2 separate regions of the Homo sapiens genome follow, and region 2 is linked to region 1. The links are chromatin loops, found by intact Hi-C in ENCODE. Cell type or tissue: gastrocnemius medialis. All regions are shown on one strand. Links, peaks and the distances in the headings refer to the core of each region. The heading gives the core; the rest is flanking DNA.

Evidence for each region. Hi-C counts contacts between places; a loop is a spot of excess contacts. Peaks named below come from ENCODE experiments on the same cell type or tissue, not always from the same donor. Only the 100,000 strongest peaks of a DNase experiment are listed, where the experiment ranks them.
Region 2: it touches region 1 in a loop (9-fold over the local background); 3 of 110 quality-filtered maps call a loop at or near these places.

The regions. Positions count from the first base shown.
Region 1 is chr14:64,819,966-64,828,294 of GRCh38, reverse strand. SPTB (spectrin beta, erythrocytic) reads left to right here. Exons shown (of 36, transcript NM_001355436.2): 2 at 5,150-5,348. The coding sequence starts at 5,201. Among named protein-coding and RNA genes, the nearest start is that of MIR7855, 38 kb to the right of the region's middle. In gastrocnemius medialis, for the core only: CTCF peaks have their summits at 1,179, 4,692 and 4,902 (motif pointing left); DNase peaks (open chromatin) are centred at 1,294, 2,584, 3,134, 4,854 and 4 weaker places; H3K4me3 peaks cover 1,524 bases; H3K27ac peaks cover 6,211 bases.
Region 2 is chr14:65,027,865-65,036,193 of GRCh38, reverse strand. It overlaps CHURC1-FNTB (CHURC1-FNTB readthrough), which reads right to left. Exons shown (of 14, transcript NM_001202559.1): 9 at 3,498-3,584. It overlaps FNTB (farnesyltransferase, CAAX box, subunit beta), which reads right to left. Exons shown (of 12, transcript NM_002028.4): 7 at 3,498-3,584. It also overlaps a transcript of MAX not described here. Among named protein-coding and RNA genes, the nearest start is that of MIR4706, 13 kb to the left of the region's middle. In gastrocnemius medialis, for the core only: a CTCF peak has its summit at 4,055; DNase peaks (open chromatin) are centred at 3,713 and 4,473; H3K4me3 peaks cover 649 bases; H3K27ac peaks cover 4,691 bases.

The sequences.
Region 1 (8,329 bases), core at 34-8,033:
AGCTGCAGCATAACTGGAGCCAGTTCTTGGTAGGAGATTTTTCCATGATGAGAGTGGACAAGTTGCGGCATGTAAAGCCCCTGCCGGGTGACAGAAACTGGAGTAGAAGTGTCTGGTAAAGGCCTCACCAAACAGCAGTCGACCAGAATGACCAGGATATTGCAGATGCATGGAGATCCCTAAGTAGCAACCATGGGTAGTAATCTTGGGACTTTAAGCACCCCAAACCATAGTCCATCAGTGATGCACTAATAGCCAGACTTGGTTGGGATGGGAGCTGTAGTGTGAAAAAGCAGAATGTGCTCTGGGGAGGGGAAGTGGCTTGTCCAGGAACTGCTGGTGGTGTCCATCGACTGGAAAGGTCACCCATAGGTGGCATGCTTATCTGGGCCACATCGTTACCCCATGGTACTGAAACTCCCTGGTTCTGCTGTCCTGGTAGCCCCATGCTCAGTCTTAGCCATATTGAGACTGAGCTGTAATTTCTAGGTGGAAATGTCTGGTAGGCAGATGGAGGTGCCAGACTAGAGCTTGAGAGTAGGGAGGAGGTTAGGGCTGCAGATAGATTTAGAGTAAGTATTCTGCACTGCACGTCTTATTGCTTCTCATTCTAGTGAGTGTGTGCACATGTGTTTTTGTGTATTTGACTATTCTTTAAGGTACCTGTGAATGTGCAATGCGATTATGATCAGAGGGAGAGGAAGGATGTTCCTTTTTTGGTGATGGATTGACAGAAAAATTACCAGAGAAACTTCAGGATTTAATCTCCTGACCGGGTTGCCACAATACCAAATTGTTAAAAGCAGGTTTGAGGTAGCATAAAGGGGCAGGACAAACTAGAAAACAGGTGAGGGGGTCAAACCTTACAGCTAGAGAGAAGATAACAATACAGTGGAAGGAGCAATACTGTTTAAGAAAGACAGTGTCCTTGCTATTTCAACAGCCTGCTCCTCAGCCCTGCGTTGCCCTGTATTCCCCCGGTTTCCCACTTCGGAAGTAGATCTTTGTGCTTTGTTGCTTCTCACTTTTGTATGACCCAGGGAAGAGGAGAGGATGCTGTTTACTTTGTTGGGGGACTAGAGGATGGAGAAAAGAGAACAGCTGCCTCTTCTGCTCGGGGCTTCGGCGAGGGCTGACATGGGTCCTAGCTTGGGCTCCGTCAGCACCCTGCAGGCTGGGAGAGGAGCTGCTACCACTGCTTTCTCAGTTCTTAACCAACCCAGGGAGTAACTGGACATAGCACATGAGGTTGAGGCTCTGAGCCTAGCATCGGACCTCAAAGGCGGATGTGAAGGTTGGAGCTGTGGGTTGCATCAGTGGTATTGTGAAATGCATTAATAAGTACATGTTCCTTCTGTGAGCTGAGTCCTCTGTGTGATCCCATGAGGTTTTCAGTGCTGAGCTGTGGGCAAGCCTTCTCAGGTCCCATCCTACTCAAAATATAGCCTGGGGTCGGTGGTGGCAGAAGGCAGGTAAGGATGACTCTGGACTGTGCATTTAGAGCTGCTAGACGGGCAGGTGGATGGATGGATGGGGCAGGTGGACCTCTCTGGGCACAGAGTCACGGAGACCAGAGAAGACCCACCTACACTTTGACGAGGGTCAGGTGGGTTCAGAGAAGGAATTTTGGGGGACTTGTGGGTAAGCCAGGGAATGAATGGACAAGGAAGTACTTATGCCTTTTTTCCTGGGTTTACTGATGGGCCTGAAGTGCAATTTAAGATCTAATTTTAGCCATGTATTTGCGGTCCTCCGTGACTCATGGAAGGCCACTCTAGATGTGCAGATGACTTATATCTTTGAAAATGAGACCAGATCATCTCATCTCTAAGTTCCTCCCAGGTAGCAACTTAAATGTCATTTCCATGACTCCCCATTCAATTAGGTGTCCCCACCATGAGCCCCAACATATGCTGTTTTTTTCAGTCATGGTCATCTCTTTATAGCCAGGCCTTTGAAGGGCCGTTGTAACAGTATGGAAAGAGACATGGTGACGCCGAGAATGGGTTAAATCTGGTTTTGGACAGGCATATCTTCGTGTTTGCTTTTTGTTAACTATCTGTAGCTTTCCTGTTCTCTTATTTATTTCCTTCCTGCCTCTTACACCTGATTCTCCGAGAGCTTCCCTTCCTGCATGCACTGGCCCATCCCATGACCCCCTTGACTCTGATGGAATGCCATCTGGGCAGGGCCTGGGGTGGGCATGGCAGGGGAAGAGGGCACAAGGAAAGGGGCCTCACTTTCATTTCTGAATCATCTTTCCTTGGTGTTTGTTTTCAGGGACCTGACTCTTTCCAAAACAAAAACAAAAACAAAAACCCTCCAGCTGTATATTTAGACACACATATACATCTCTTCCCATTCCTGGCAGAGCTGCTGCCCGGCTGCTGCCTTCTCTGAGCCATGGCCACAGGAGGGATGGCATTTTTAAGCAGGATGAATTGCTGTCGAGCCGCTGCTCTTCTGCACCCGGGGCCATCAATCTTGTCTTGAACGCTGGGCCTGCTGGTCGGCCTGCTCAGGCTCATCTTTCTGGGGCAGACTTATTTACGGAGCCATGGCAAAGGTAATCTCACTCTCCAGCCCCACGGCCCAGGCCTCTCTCAGCCACTCTTAAAAATAGCCCAGGACGAATCAGGAGAGCCAGGGTCCGGTTACTTCCTGCACTCAGGGTCTGATCTCACCTCACCTCCTGCGTCTGGCAGCTCAGCCCTTCTCAGGGGCTGCTGGACAGGCTTGTGGCCCTGCAGGAGGTGGTCAGCCTGTCAGTCCCTCTCTGGCTCAGAGACCAAGTCAGTGGTAGTTTCCCTTAAGGGAAATAGAGAAAGGTGTGGGGCCGGGGGTGGGGGGTATCTTTCCCGGCTATCGTTGCCCAGCCAGTTGGGTGCGAAATCTCAGTCCTGGAAGCAGCAAGTCCATCTGCAGAAGAGGACAGGCTGTTCAAAGGCACAAGGGTGGTCTTGGGCACAGGTCTGGCATCATGGGGCATCCTGTGTTCGGGATGATGACTGGTTTTCCCACCTTGCACCTTCCCTTCTCTTGAGTGGCAAACACTTTTGCTAAGCCCTGGCTGGGAAATGCCCTCTGTCCCCATGCACCATGTCCTTTCCCCACCTGCCCTCCTGAAACCCTTCTGATTGAGGGGAACAAACTGTGCTCCAGTCCTTTCCCCAGCTGCCCTCCTGAAACCTGTCCGATCAAGGGGGATAAACTGTGCTCCAGTCCTTTCCCCACCTGCCCTCCTGAAACCCGTCTGGTCAAGGGGGATAAACTGCGCTCCAGTTTGGCCTTTGGTCCCAGCCGCAGTCATTCCACCGGATGACCCTGGGGAGGCCTCCTCCTGCAGCAGGCCTTGGTTTTTCTCCCAAGGCAATTAGGGTGGGTAATCCTGGCTCCTATCTTACCTCACAAGGATGTGGTGGGATGGATTCATCAGGTTGGGGAAAATGCAGTCTGAAGTGAGTCTGTATCTGAAAAATAAGGCTGTAGCCCTGCTGCCATCTCACACTTGGGCTGGTGAATGTGCTTCAGTGCCTCCGTGATCATGTGCCTGGTGGATGTGCATGTGTGTGCTGGTGTGTGTCAGTGTGTCAGATATGAGCCTGTGTGTGTGCCGTGGGTGCACACACCCACAGAGGGAGTGGTCTCCCTCACAGCTCACTGGCTGTCAACCCCCATCACAGGTCTGCCTCACAGCCTCCCTGCCTCCCGCTTTGCTCTCTTGGTTGTGAAGGCTCTGGGTCCCCTATTCTCTTACAGACTTGATCTTGGAGTCCCTTAAGATCCCTAGAAAGAGGACCAAATGTCAGGTACAGATGAAGAAAGCTAATAGTTTTCCTAGGGTCCAGGGCATTGAAGACCAAGCCTGGCTCCCCTGGCCCCCTCCTCACTTTTCTCCCCTGACTCCACCCCTGCCTTCCCGTTACTTCTTAAAGTTCTCAAAGCTTTCTGTGTTCTTTCTTACCTTCAGGACTTTACACCTACTCTTTATTCCCTTTGCTTGGACTCTTGTCCTTTCCCACCTGTCCCTTCATGGGTACCTCCAAGCTTCCTTTAGGAATAAGCTTCAACTTCCCCTCCCTGATACCAGTCCCCGCCGAGTCCCCACCTAAGCCAGCCATGACACACATCACACCTTCTTGTAGTTGCTTGTTTAATTGTGTGTCTCTGCCACCAGATTCCAAGCTCTGTGAGGACATGACTTTCCTGTCTTACTTGCCCCTGCCTAGTACAGTGCCTGCCACCTAGTTGGAGCTTGGTACATATTTGAATTAACTGTAAATGAATGAATGAGTGAGTAGGAATGACTGATGACGGGTGAGGGAGGACCCAGTGCTCCTGATGCGCTGGTTCATCACATGGACTCACAATGCACGGTTCCATTGTCCATGGGATGCCCCGACTGCCACGTGCTTGATGGGACAGCAGGCTCCTTTGGGTTGCTCAGTCTGTCCTGGAATTCAACAGGAGACCTCATCTGAGCACCTGGTCATGCTCCAAAGAAGCCCTAAAATGCGAGGTCAGCTTTCTGAATACCAACTGCTGGGAAGGAACTCAGAGGGCTCTCAGAAAGCCTCCGGGAGGAGTGAAGTCCCCCCAGTGCAGCTGCCCCGGGCTGGTGGCGTCAGTGGCGGCTTAACTCTCTCATCCATCTCTCCCCATGGTTCCCATATGGGTCAGACTCAGCCTGTTTCCAGCCTCTCCCTTCCCCTGGCCTGTCCCCATCTCCCCCACCAGGTTAGGTCCTGGCCTAGTCCTCAGGGTGAGGGTTGCTTTCCCCAGCTTGTGCCCTGCTGCCTCTGGCTCCCAGGAGAGCTTCCTCTCTCCCGGGGTGCTCCCCGCGGCGGGGCGGCTGGTCTGGAGGAAGCAGCTGGCTGCGACTGACGTCTCCACCTGCTGGCCGTCCTGACCCTTGCTACGTGCAGCTCTCCATCCCTGCCACTGCTGCCGGTACTGTTGCTGCTGCTGCTGCTGCAATATTTTATAACAAACGACCCAGAGACCCTGGTAGGAAGCACGCCCAGGCAGATGACATGGCGTTCTGCTTCTGTCAGGATCTACTCACGTTGGATGCTCCGAATAAGTTTCCCCGGAGAAAAAGTCCGAGGGGGTAGAGAGATAACCCTCTGACTGTGTTGCTGTCCCCCAGGGATCCTTCCATGAAGACTGAGGCAGGCGGAGCTGCTAAGAGCCTGCTGACATGACATCGGCCACAGAGTTTGAAAATGTGGGCAACCAGCCACCTTACAGCAGGATCAATGCCCGCTGGGACGCCCCAGACGACGAGCTGGATAATGACAACAGCTCAGCCAGGCTCTTTGAGAGGTCCCGGATAAAGGCCTTGGCAGGTACTGTTTGGGGCCACAAGGGTTGGAGGGCATTCTCACAGTCACAAGGTTCACAGCCCTCCCCACCTAGTGTGAATCCTCTGTGTGTGTTGGGTGAGCCCTGGCATGGCAGTGATGGAGACGTGTTTGTCGGGCTCAGGGAGGTGGGGGTCCCCTTGGGAGGGAGCTCAGGCAGCCTCTGCCCCCAAGGCCTCTGAGAAGCAAGGAGGTGCTGGAGCTGGGACCAGGTGGGGCCTGCCCTCTGCCTCTGTCCTGAGTGACCTGCGGCCAAGTGAGAAGTACGAGAGTCTGGGCAAAGCAGTGTCTGAGGGCTGGACAGCCGGGCGCAGGTTCACAGGGCCTCCTGGTTAACCCCGATTTCCTGCCTGGGCCTAGAGAGAGGAATTACCATAGTCCTCTCTGTAGTCCCAAAAGGAGTGATTGGATAGGAAATCGAGAACAGATAACATCCTCCCCACTGCCTCAGGAAGGATTTTCTTGATGAAACCTTTCATCCTTAAACTGGAATTAGATTTTTGCTTAGCAGGTTCATAATAGATCTCTCTGTGTGTGTGTGTGTGTGTGTGTGTGTGAGAGAGAGAGAGAGAGAGAGAGAAGGTGGGGGTGGAGAATATCTTAAATCTCTAGTAGAAATGACTTCTCCTCCCCCTGTTGGCTGATATCTGATTCTTGGGATTTTTTTTTTTTCCCCAACTCCTGTGACTATTGCCTCCCTGAACTTGACCCAGGGTAAGTATATTCCGACCTTAAGTCTTCGGCCAATAAGAAAGTTTGAGTTACATGGGGTTGTGTGTGTATGTGTGGAAGGTGGGTTCCTTCACCTGATCCACCAGTCAGCAGCCCACACTGGACCTGTTTCCCTATCATTGACTGTTGCCGTCTTCCACCTCCTAAGAAGAGTACAACCTTCCCCATAAACACTTTCTGGAGTGATTCTCCCGCTGCCCCCATACCTTATGGCCCAAATTGAAGGTTGTAGTAATCCTCTTCCCCACTCCCTCCCTGTACTCAGCTCCCAGATACCACAGTCCCTGGCAGACCTTGAAGCCTGAGCAGGGCCCTGGACCCCTCTGGGACCATAATGACCTCACATCTTGGGAGTGTCTGGGCTTCTCATGCCGGGAAAGGAATGCTGCGGTGTCTCATCTCCCTTGTCATGACAAGGAATCCACTTGGGTCTCAGTCATTACCCCTGGTGTCCTTGCTCTTTACAGGAAACTCTCTTTCTTCTTTCTTTATCTCCTTCTCACCCTCCTTGACCCCACAAAATTCTCCCTTGGTTTCCCTTGGGGACGGACCATAACGGTGACCCATTGCTTTTGTGTATGTTAATTTAAGCCAACCAAACTTGGAACCATTGGCTTTGTCGTCAGTCTGGTTTTACCTTCTTATATCTCTGTGCTGGCTGGATCTAGCTGCAATGACCCTGGCGATCCAGGTGGAGGGAGAGGGGTACCATATTCCGTAAGATTTGCCAAAGCAAGGTAAGAGTGGGGACTGGCCTTTGTGCAGAGATTCTTTTATCTTTTTTAAGAAACCAAGGTAAATTCTATTTTAACAGTTGCTTGTTGTACTCCTACTATGTTTAAAGCTAAACCCCTGGCCAACCATGAAAGGGGAGAGGGGAACCACAGAGATGAATTCAGTATAGTGTCTGTCTCTCAGGAGTTCAAAATCTATTAGGGAAAAATGAACTATGTTCACAATTAATTAGCATGAGTGGAATTAGAGAAGAACTGTAGGATGGGCACATAAATTAAACAGCAATGAGAGAGCCAAGGAAGAGATGCAAGGAAAATCGGGGAACAGTTCATGGAGGAGGCAGCCTTTGAGCTGGGAATTGAAGGGTGTGTGTGATTCTGGCAGGCAGAAGGGCCCCGGGTTTCTCCAGTTGGCCTGTGTGTGTTGTCACCACGTCTGATGAGCTGCTTGGGAAGTTGGTGGAGACAGGTTAATGAGCCGAGCACAAAGCCGGGCGTGGTAGCTCATGCCTATAATCCCAGCACTTTGGGATCCTGAGGTAAGTGTATGGCTTGAGACCAGGAGTTCAAGACCAGCCTGGCCAAGAGGGCGAAACTCCATCTCTACTAAAATCCAAAAAAAAAAGAAATAGCTGGGCGTGGTGGTGCATGCCTGTAATCCCAGCTACTCAAGAAGCTGAGGCACGAGAATTGCTTGAACCCGGGAGGCGGAGGTTGCAGTGACCCAAGATCACGCCACTGCACTCCAACCTGGGTGACAGAGCAAGACTCTGTGTTTAGTGGTCAGTCCTAGGTTGATCAGGAAAGAGCCTTTGCTGACCTTGGCTGTGCCTAGTTGAGCCTCCTCCTCACCAGGAGCATGCATCTGACTTACCAGAGAATCTGAATGCCCCCCAGGGAGAGGAAAAGCCACAGAGCATAGAATTGTATGCCTGGGCCTTAACTATTCAGAACATCTGGCCAACAAGTAAATATGCAAGTTTGAGGTCCTTTCAAGATTTTCAAGAACAAACAACCTAAGTGGTTTACTGGCTTCCTTCTCCTGAGAGTCCACTCTAAGTGACCTGGGCTTGAGCTAAAGCTTTGGAAAGGTCTAAATAGGGTGGCCAGATGTGCCCATTCTGCTGGGTAGGCAGAATGGAGAAAGGGAGCATGTCAGCCTTCCTAGTCTCAACGTCTTGACTTTTTTTCCCTTCAGTACTGTTGTTGGGGCCACCTTAGCAGCCTAGGCAGGGGTGTCTTTCAAAAGAAACATTAGGGAGAAGGAGCTCTCAGCCACTCTCCCACTCACAGGAATATTAAGGCAAGGAGGGGATTCAGCCCTGAGTTGCTTATAAGATAGCAGTGATCTACTTCATAGGTATATGTGGCAAGGTTGGGGAGACTGGCCTGGCGTCTTCTTCTGAAACTGAAGGTCCTGGGGTGAGGAGGAACATGTCACAAGATCCAGATTCAAGTCCTGATTCTGCCTCTAATGCCACCGCAGTGGAGGATCACTGA
Region 2 (8,329 bases), core at 54-8,053, 210 kb before region 1:
GAAACTATGACACAGAGCAGTGGAATAACTTGTCCAAGCACAAAGCTAATTAGAAATGGCAGGCTGGCCATCGTGGCTCACACCTGTAATTCCAACACTTTGTGGGGCTGAGGCAGGAAGATTGCTTGAAACCAGGAGTTCAAGACCAGCCTGGGCAACACAGTGAGACTCTGTCTTTACAAGACATTTTAAAAATTAGCTAGGTGTTGTGGTGCACACCTGTGGTCTCTGCTACTCAGGAGGCTGAGGTGGGAAGACTGCTTGAGCCCAGGAGGTCAAGGCTGCAGTGAGCCGTGATCATATCACTGCAATCCAGCCAGGGCAACAAGCAAGACCGTGTCTTCAAAGAAAAAAAAAAAAAGCTGGGCGCAGTGGCTCATGCCTGTAATCCTTGAACTTTGGTAGGTCAAGGTGGGTGGATAGCCTGAGCCCAGGAGTTCAAGCCCCACCTGGACAACACAGACAGATCCCATCTCTACAAATTTTTTTTTTAAACATTAGCTGGTTATGGTGGCACGCGCTTGTTGTCCCAGCTACTTAGGAGGTTGAGATGGGAGGATTGCTTGAGCCCAGGAGGTGGTGGCTGCAGCGAGCTGTGATCACACCACTACACTCCAGCTCGTGCAACAGAGCAAGACTCGGTCTCAAAAAAAGAAAGAGAGAATTGAAAGACAGAGGAAGAAAGAAGGAAGAGAAGAGGAAAGAAAGGGCAAAACTGGGATTCAAACCCAGGCTGTCTGAGTTCCGTATCTAGTCTGTGCCTAACCAGTCAACCCCCCTGCAAATGACAGCTGTACACTGAACAAAATACAAAAAAACAGCTTCCTGAGGGTTCAGCTGACTGAAAAAGGGCAGGCAGATTTTGGTGGAGTTTGAAACTTGGAACAGAGAACAGCATGCAGTTAGTCCCTCCCTTCCCCCACAACTTTTTCTCTCTGGTTTGCCCTCAGGATGGCAGCCATAGCCCAGGGCGGCAGCAGCAGGCCAGGGGTCAGGGGTCAGGGCGGGCAGCCAACACTCTAATGGGAAGCCAACCATCCTTCTGGCAGGAAGATGCAGGCTGCCAGAAACTGAGGACGAATCCAGAAACAGGAAAGTCAAAGAAGAAAAATCCCAAATTCTGCATTTAAACTCAGTTCAAGTTTCCACATACGTGCTGGGGAAACAAAGCAACTTCTAAGCAAGAACTGAGCTCTGAGCTGCTGCATGAGTGACAGTTTGTAGCTTGAGTCTGACCAAGTTGACTGCCTGCTAAACTGAAAACATCAACCCCTTTTGGGGCAAACCAACAGAATCCATACCGTTCTGTTGTATGACACCTCCACCATCATATCACAATGTCTAGGACACAACACAACATCACTCAGCACAGGAAGACTCATGGAGCTGACATGCCAACTCCAGGACACACAGATGTGGAAATTCCCAGACAAGCAATTTAAAGCAGACATTATAATTCCATACTTACCACAGCAAAATGAAGAAAAATGCACTCATAAAGAATAAAAAGATGGAAAATCTCAGCTGAGAAACACAAAATATAAAAGAGAACCAAACACAGGCAGTGCCTACTCTCCAGCTCTCAACTATAGCTGCCTTACCATTGAGCATGACAGTCCTCAATGAACTCTGGTTACTATTATCAGCCTTATTAACAATGACATTGGAAGCCAGAAGATAATGAAGCAATGCTTACAAAATTCAGAAAGACTACAGTTTATACCATTGCCAAGTTAGAAATCTCTAACCAAATAATTAAGTGTGAGATTAGAACACAGATACATGCAAGATATTAAAAATGTATCTCCCAGGTACCCTTTTTTGGGATCTGTTGGAGTACAATACTTCATGAAAATAAGAAAACCAAGAAAAAGGAGGACAGGGACTTCAACGAAGGAGAGAAATGAAGTGAATTTCATGCTGAAAGGAAGCTTCGGGATGCCTGCTGTGTAGCAAGCTGAGAGCAATCTGTCCAGACTGAAGCAGGAGGGCAGAGGGCTCCAGAAGGGGCAACTCAAAACGCACGTGTGCACAGAGACAGGTTACCTGAAGGGTTTGACTATGTTTAGAGTAATTTTTTATAGCTCTGACAGACAATTTGGGAAGGAATTCATAAGTACATTCATGATATATCCATTAACTCCAGGAAAATGAAACTCATACAAAAAAGTAAACATGATCTCAGCATATCATCTGGTATCACTGTAAATTATATTTATATGGTAATACATACTACTTTGATAAAAATAAAATTTTTTTAACTAAAACAGTATCTCAGCTTGGCTATCATTCCATCATAGTATATATGTGTCTACTATACCTTTTGCTTCTTTTTTTGAGATGGAGTCTCGCCCTGTCGCCCAGGCTGGAGTGCAGTGGCGTGATCTCGGCTCACTGCAAGCTCCGCCTCCTGGGTTCACTCCATTCTCCTGCCTCAGCTTCCCGAGTAGCTGGGACTACAGGCGCCCGCCACCATGCCCAGCTAATTTTTTGTATTTTTAGTAGAGACGGGGTGTCACCATGTTAGCCAGGATGGTCTCGATTTCCTGACCTCATGATCCGCTTGCCCTGGCCTCCCAAAGTGCTGGAATTACAGGCGTGAGCCACCGCACCTGGCCTGCTTTTTTTAAACTATGAAATATTTGGAGCATCCAGGAAAGTACAGCAAACAAAATATAGAACATACACGTATCTAAGACCTAGCTTAGAATTAGCCATATACACTTCAGGTCTTTGTTGTTGTTAACTATTACAGCTGAAGTCTCCTATGCAGACTTATCTCATTTCCTTTGCTCTCCCCTCAGCGGGAATCACTATGCTAAATTTGGTGTTTATCTTTCGTATACATGTTTTTATATTATTACCACATGATTCTTCTCAGAAACAATACAGAATTCTCTTGCATGTTTCAAATTTTAAGTAAATGTGCTAATCTGTATGGTTTTTTTGTATTTTTTTCTTTTCATTCTTTCAACTCAACATAGAGATTTTTCCATATTGATACATGTAACTCTAGTTCATTCATTTTCACTGCTACATTATATTCCGATGCAACTATACCACACTTACCCATCTCGTGCTTATGAGCACTGAATCTGCTTTCAGCTTTTGGCTCTTATAAACAAGTCCTGTGCTCCTCTCTCCCATTCGTGTGTGCAAGGGTTTCTGTGGGAGTGGAATTACTGGGTCCTACGCAAGGGCACCTTTGACATACTGTCAAATTGCTCTAAAAACTGGTTAAATCAATTCAGGCTCTCACTAATATTGTTTACCAAAGTTTTTTATCTTTGCCAATCTAAAATATAATATAACATTAAAGAAAGTTTGGAAAAAAGAAGACATTTTAAGTATTTAAAAAAATCATTAGATAACCCTAATGGATCTCCTGTGATTTTTGTATTTCCTTCCAAGTCCCTCTGCATTTTCTTTATTTTTCTGAAGTAGTGTCGTGACCGCCTGCTCTCCAAGAGGCCAGGAGAAACCCTGGCTTCTCTCACCTTGCTATCCATTCAGCAGTGCCCTCAAAGAGGTCTGGAGTGATGATGTTGGTCAGCGAGGCTACGGAGGCAGCACAGTATGCGCTTCTGGAAAGACAGAAACGGGAAACACATTAAGCTCTACGGAAGAGCTAATGAGGCTCAGTGAACTCCGCGGGCGGACTGCTCGCCTTGCCTAGTAAGCTGTAATCACCTCCTGTCCTCACTCTTGGCACACGGTCAGTCCTCCTGGGTCTCCAACTGAGAGGTGTGACATTCTATTTGGATAGAGTTGCTCACGGCATGGCTTCAGTGAAAGAACATGACATTCTATTCTCCCTACCTCCACATGGTCCAATCTACATCAGAGGAAATAACAGCCATATCAATTCATGTCAAAAGTGGATTCAGCTCTTCTTTCAAAGACCTATAATGGTTGCCATAAATCTATGGTATCATTCAGGTACTTCTGATATGCTCATTCATTTGGATGTTAGTACTGTTTCAGAGCCAGGATTTCTGTTTACAGCCTTGACACATTAAAGATTAACTATACTTTTTCTGCAACAGATAAACTGCAAAACAGGCCACCAAATTGTAATAGATCAAACAAGGATAGGAACAGGTGAGTCCACTCCAATACAGTCCTTAAACCTCTAGAGGGAGAAAAGAGCCTTGATTTCAAACCTCTCACCAGTACACACACACACACACACACACACACACACACACACACACGTTAAATGAAAAAGGCGCACGTCTATATTTTTTGTTTTGCTTTTGTTTTGGTTTTTATTGAGACAGGGTCTCACTCTGTCGCCCAGGCTAGAGTGCAGTGGTATGATCTCAGCTCACTGCAACCTCCGCCTCCTGGGTTCAAGCAATTCTCCTGTATCAGCCTCCCAAGTAGCTGGGATTACAGGCGCATGCCACCATGCCTGGCTTATTTTTCTATTTTTAGTGGAGATGGGGTTTCGCCATGTTGGCTAGGCTGGTTTCAAACTCCTGACCTCAAGCAATCCACCTGCCTTGGCCTCCCAAAGTGCTGGGATTACAGGCATAAGCCACCGCGCCCGGGCTATTTTTTAAAAAAGCATTATTAGGCTGGGCACAGTTGCTCATGCCTGTAATCCCAGCACTTTGGGAGGCTGAGGCAGGTGGATCACGAGGCCAGGAGTTCAAGACCAACCTGACCAATATTGCGAAACCCCGTCTCCACTAAAAACACAAAAATTAGCTGGGCATGGTGGCGTGTGCCCGTAGTCCCAACTACTTGGGAGGCTGAGGCAGGAGAACCACTTGAACCCGGGAGGCGGGGGTTGCAGTGAGCCAAGATCATGCCACTGCATTCCAGCTTGGGCAACAGAGTGAGACTCTGTCTCAAAAAAAAAAACAAACACAAAAAATTATTATACTTGATTTAGGATCATTCTTGCTGTTCCATCCTCCCAGCCCTAATTCTTCTCGGGGCACATTTTATTTCAGCTTCTCCCTCTGTCATGGTATACACACACAGACTGCCTTTCCTTCCCCTCTATGGTTTTTTCAAATACCCGGCACAGGGAAGACAAAAATCATTGGTTTGAATTCTGCTCAAAAATCCTTCTCCTGGCCAGGCATGGTAGCTCATGCCTGTAATCCCAGCACTTTGGGAGGCTAAGGCAGGTGGATTATTTGAGGTCAGGAGTTCGAGACTAGCCTGGCCAACATGGTGAGACCTCGTCTCTACTAAAAATACAAAAATTAGCTGGGCATGGTGGCACACGCCTGTAATCCCAGCTACTTGGGAGACCGAGGCAGGAGAATCGTTTGAACCCCAGAGACAGAGGTTGCAGTGAGCCAAGATCCCACCACTGCGCTCCTGCCTGGGCAACAGAAAGAAACTCCATCTCAAAACAAAACAAACAAAAAGTATATTCCTAAGGGCTCCTAAGAAACATAAAAGAAGGGCCTAGTTTCCATCTTCTTTTTTTTTTTTAAGATAGGATCTCACTTTGTTGCCCAGGCTGCAGTGCAGTGGCGCTATCATGGCTCACTGCAACCTCAAACTCCTGGGCTCAAACTGATCTTGCCTCAGCCTCCTAAGCAGCTGAGGCTACAGATGCATGCCACCACACCTGGCTAATTTTTTAAAAATTTTTTGTAGAGACAGGGTCTTGCTGTGTTACCCAGGTTGGTCTTGAACTCCTGGCCTCAAGTGATTCTCTCATCTCAGTCTCTCAAAGTGTTGAGATTACAGACATGAGCCACTGCCGCTCGGCCCTGGTTTCCATCTTACTCAGTATAGATATAACATGAAGTCAGACTTACTGAGGTATTCCAAAGAAGTCTCTGCAGAAGCTGCATGCATTATGATCCTACCAGCATTTTTAGCAGCCAAAGGCACAGTGGAAGTTTAGTTCCACCAGCAGGCATTGGGAGCACACAAGAGTCACAAGTGCCAATGCCAAATGTGATCATCTACCAGCAGCTAATTTTGAAGATCTGTCTAATTTCCTTGCAATTGTAGGCCTCTTAAAGAGGCTCAGATGCATTTGCTCTTGAATCCTATTGTGACTTGTGAGGTAGGAGGCGACCTATAATACAGTTTGCCTCTCACAAGTGTGAGGACTAAGAAGTGATGACAGAAGACAGGAGTCCCAGGTCTCACGCTGAGATGGGGAGGAAACGTAATACAACCTTTTCATGTATTTCTCCCCCTTTCCCTCCACCCAGTCATCGCAGCTCTCAAATTTGAATTTGTCCACTAACTTTCCATCCTTGCTGCCATCACCCAAATCCAAGCCTTCTTCAACCTGGATCAGTCTTCCTGCTCTCTCTCCCTCCAGCCCTGAAACCAGAGGGCTTTTATTGGAACACTACAGTCCATCACTGCAATTGGGAAACTTCTAAGAAAATACAAATCAGATCACATCACTAAACTCCAGACTCCATAGGAGATTTCAGGGCCTCTGTAGCCTGTTCCCAGCCTGTCCCTCCAGCTCCACTGCTCCCCTGCCCACCAGGCCATCTACACTTCAACACTGAACTTGTCCTTTCTTGAGCAACACATGCTTTCTCACCAAACTTCTGCAAATGCTAGATCCCTGCCTCCACCTTATCCTCACAGAATGATCTAGATTATATAACCTAGAAAGGAGGTCTCCTTTCTTAAGAACTGAGAAAAAATAGTGCTTGCTATGAGTTCACTGTGATTTGATTTTTTACAATACACTGGAACTACAGACCCTTGAGTAGGCTCATCTCTGAAACTATCAGCAGTGTAACAGAGCAGAAAGATCATCCAGAGACTGCTGTCTATCCCAGAAGGGCAGCGAGCTAGTCTCCAGATGTCAAACTCTCCCATCACTGCTGCTTTTCTCCAAGTCAAATCCACCCAAACAAGCACTCCTGAGGACTGGCTGATGCTTCCAGGCAAAGGACAATGAAAGAAATGCCAAGTGAAAAATGATGGAATCGGGGTACTAGAAACCAGGCAAAGCAAGGAAAATGGATGCAATCTGCTAGCTTTTCTCTATCATTCATATCTTTAATCCTTTATGTAAATAGAAAGCACGGGCACGAATGGCAGAGCATCACCCAAAGAGCAAAGGTCAGGGAAGAATATGGCTACAGTGCTTGGCAGGGGAACCAAGCTGCCTTACTGGAGAAGTTTCCTAGCATTTATCTAGAACATATAAATAAAGAGCATAGGGAAAAAAAAAGTGCTGGAATGAATAAGATAGCAAATAATCACAGCTGCAAAAGGTATATGATAAAATACCAAAAGGATCTTGCTATGATTTGTTTGCTTTTGCCTAATAATCTTAGTAGGTTTTTAAAAGCTGCGTTTCAAGACTGTGCATATTTTGGGGGAATAGCAACAGAACAGGAACGAAAATGTAGTGAACACGAGGGAAAAAAACTCTTTTAACATTTTCCTTAAGAAGAATCAACACATACTGATTTACCTCAGTCGTTCTACTGGTTTCACTGGTATACACAGATCCTAATCTAATTTTTTTGGTTGGATTAGACAAGTTAGAGATAGAAGAACATCTTGAACTAAAGGCCTTTGCAGCCTGATTACCTATTATCTGTAATGTATTTTATGCTCCACAATGTTCGTGGTTTTTTCCTCCCCTATACTTTCAAACCAATGGTTAAACCAGATGCTTAAGCCAGACTATTAATCAACTTGTGTAGAAGCAAACCCATTTACACATAGGCAGTAAGACAGCTTTGCTATAGAAACCTCACAAAATGTATTTCTCAACTAAATAATAAGAAAATGGCATAAAATCTCAATAAGCCACTGTCTTAGAGAAATGGCTTATTCAATGAATTCCCTGTATGCCTCATAAGTAATCTGCCAGGTGAGGAAGCAACTTGCTTGGTACATCAGACACTTATGGAAGAAAATAATAATTTCGAGCTAACTGGCACCAATCAGTTAATGCGATTTTATTGCACTGCACTCTCCCGGCCCACAAGGCTCTCTGCACCTCCCAGAAAAACTCTCATGTGCCTCAGGAGGACCTCAGGGATTAGACATTCTCATGATTTCATCAAATTCACTCAGAAGGTATTTACTGAGGCCCTGCTGGACTTTCCCCTCCCTTCCTATCTCAGAGAGGTGAAGGAATACATTACACCATACAGTTATTTATATTGTGGTATATCATTTTGTACCAAACAAATGTATTTTTAATTTCTAAAACAAAAGCATTTGTTTCTTATATTTTCACATTTACATAAAATAAGTCAAGTGATCATGACACCTGAGGACATCTGCATCACATCTGAATGATTCTGACGTGTCACTGACATGTCATCCCATGTGTCATTCTGGGACAAAGCAGCAGCTTCCCCAT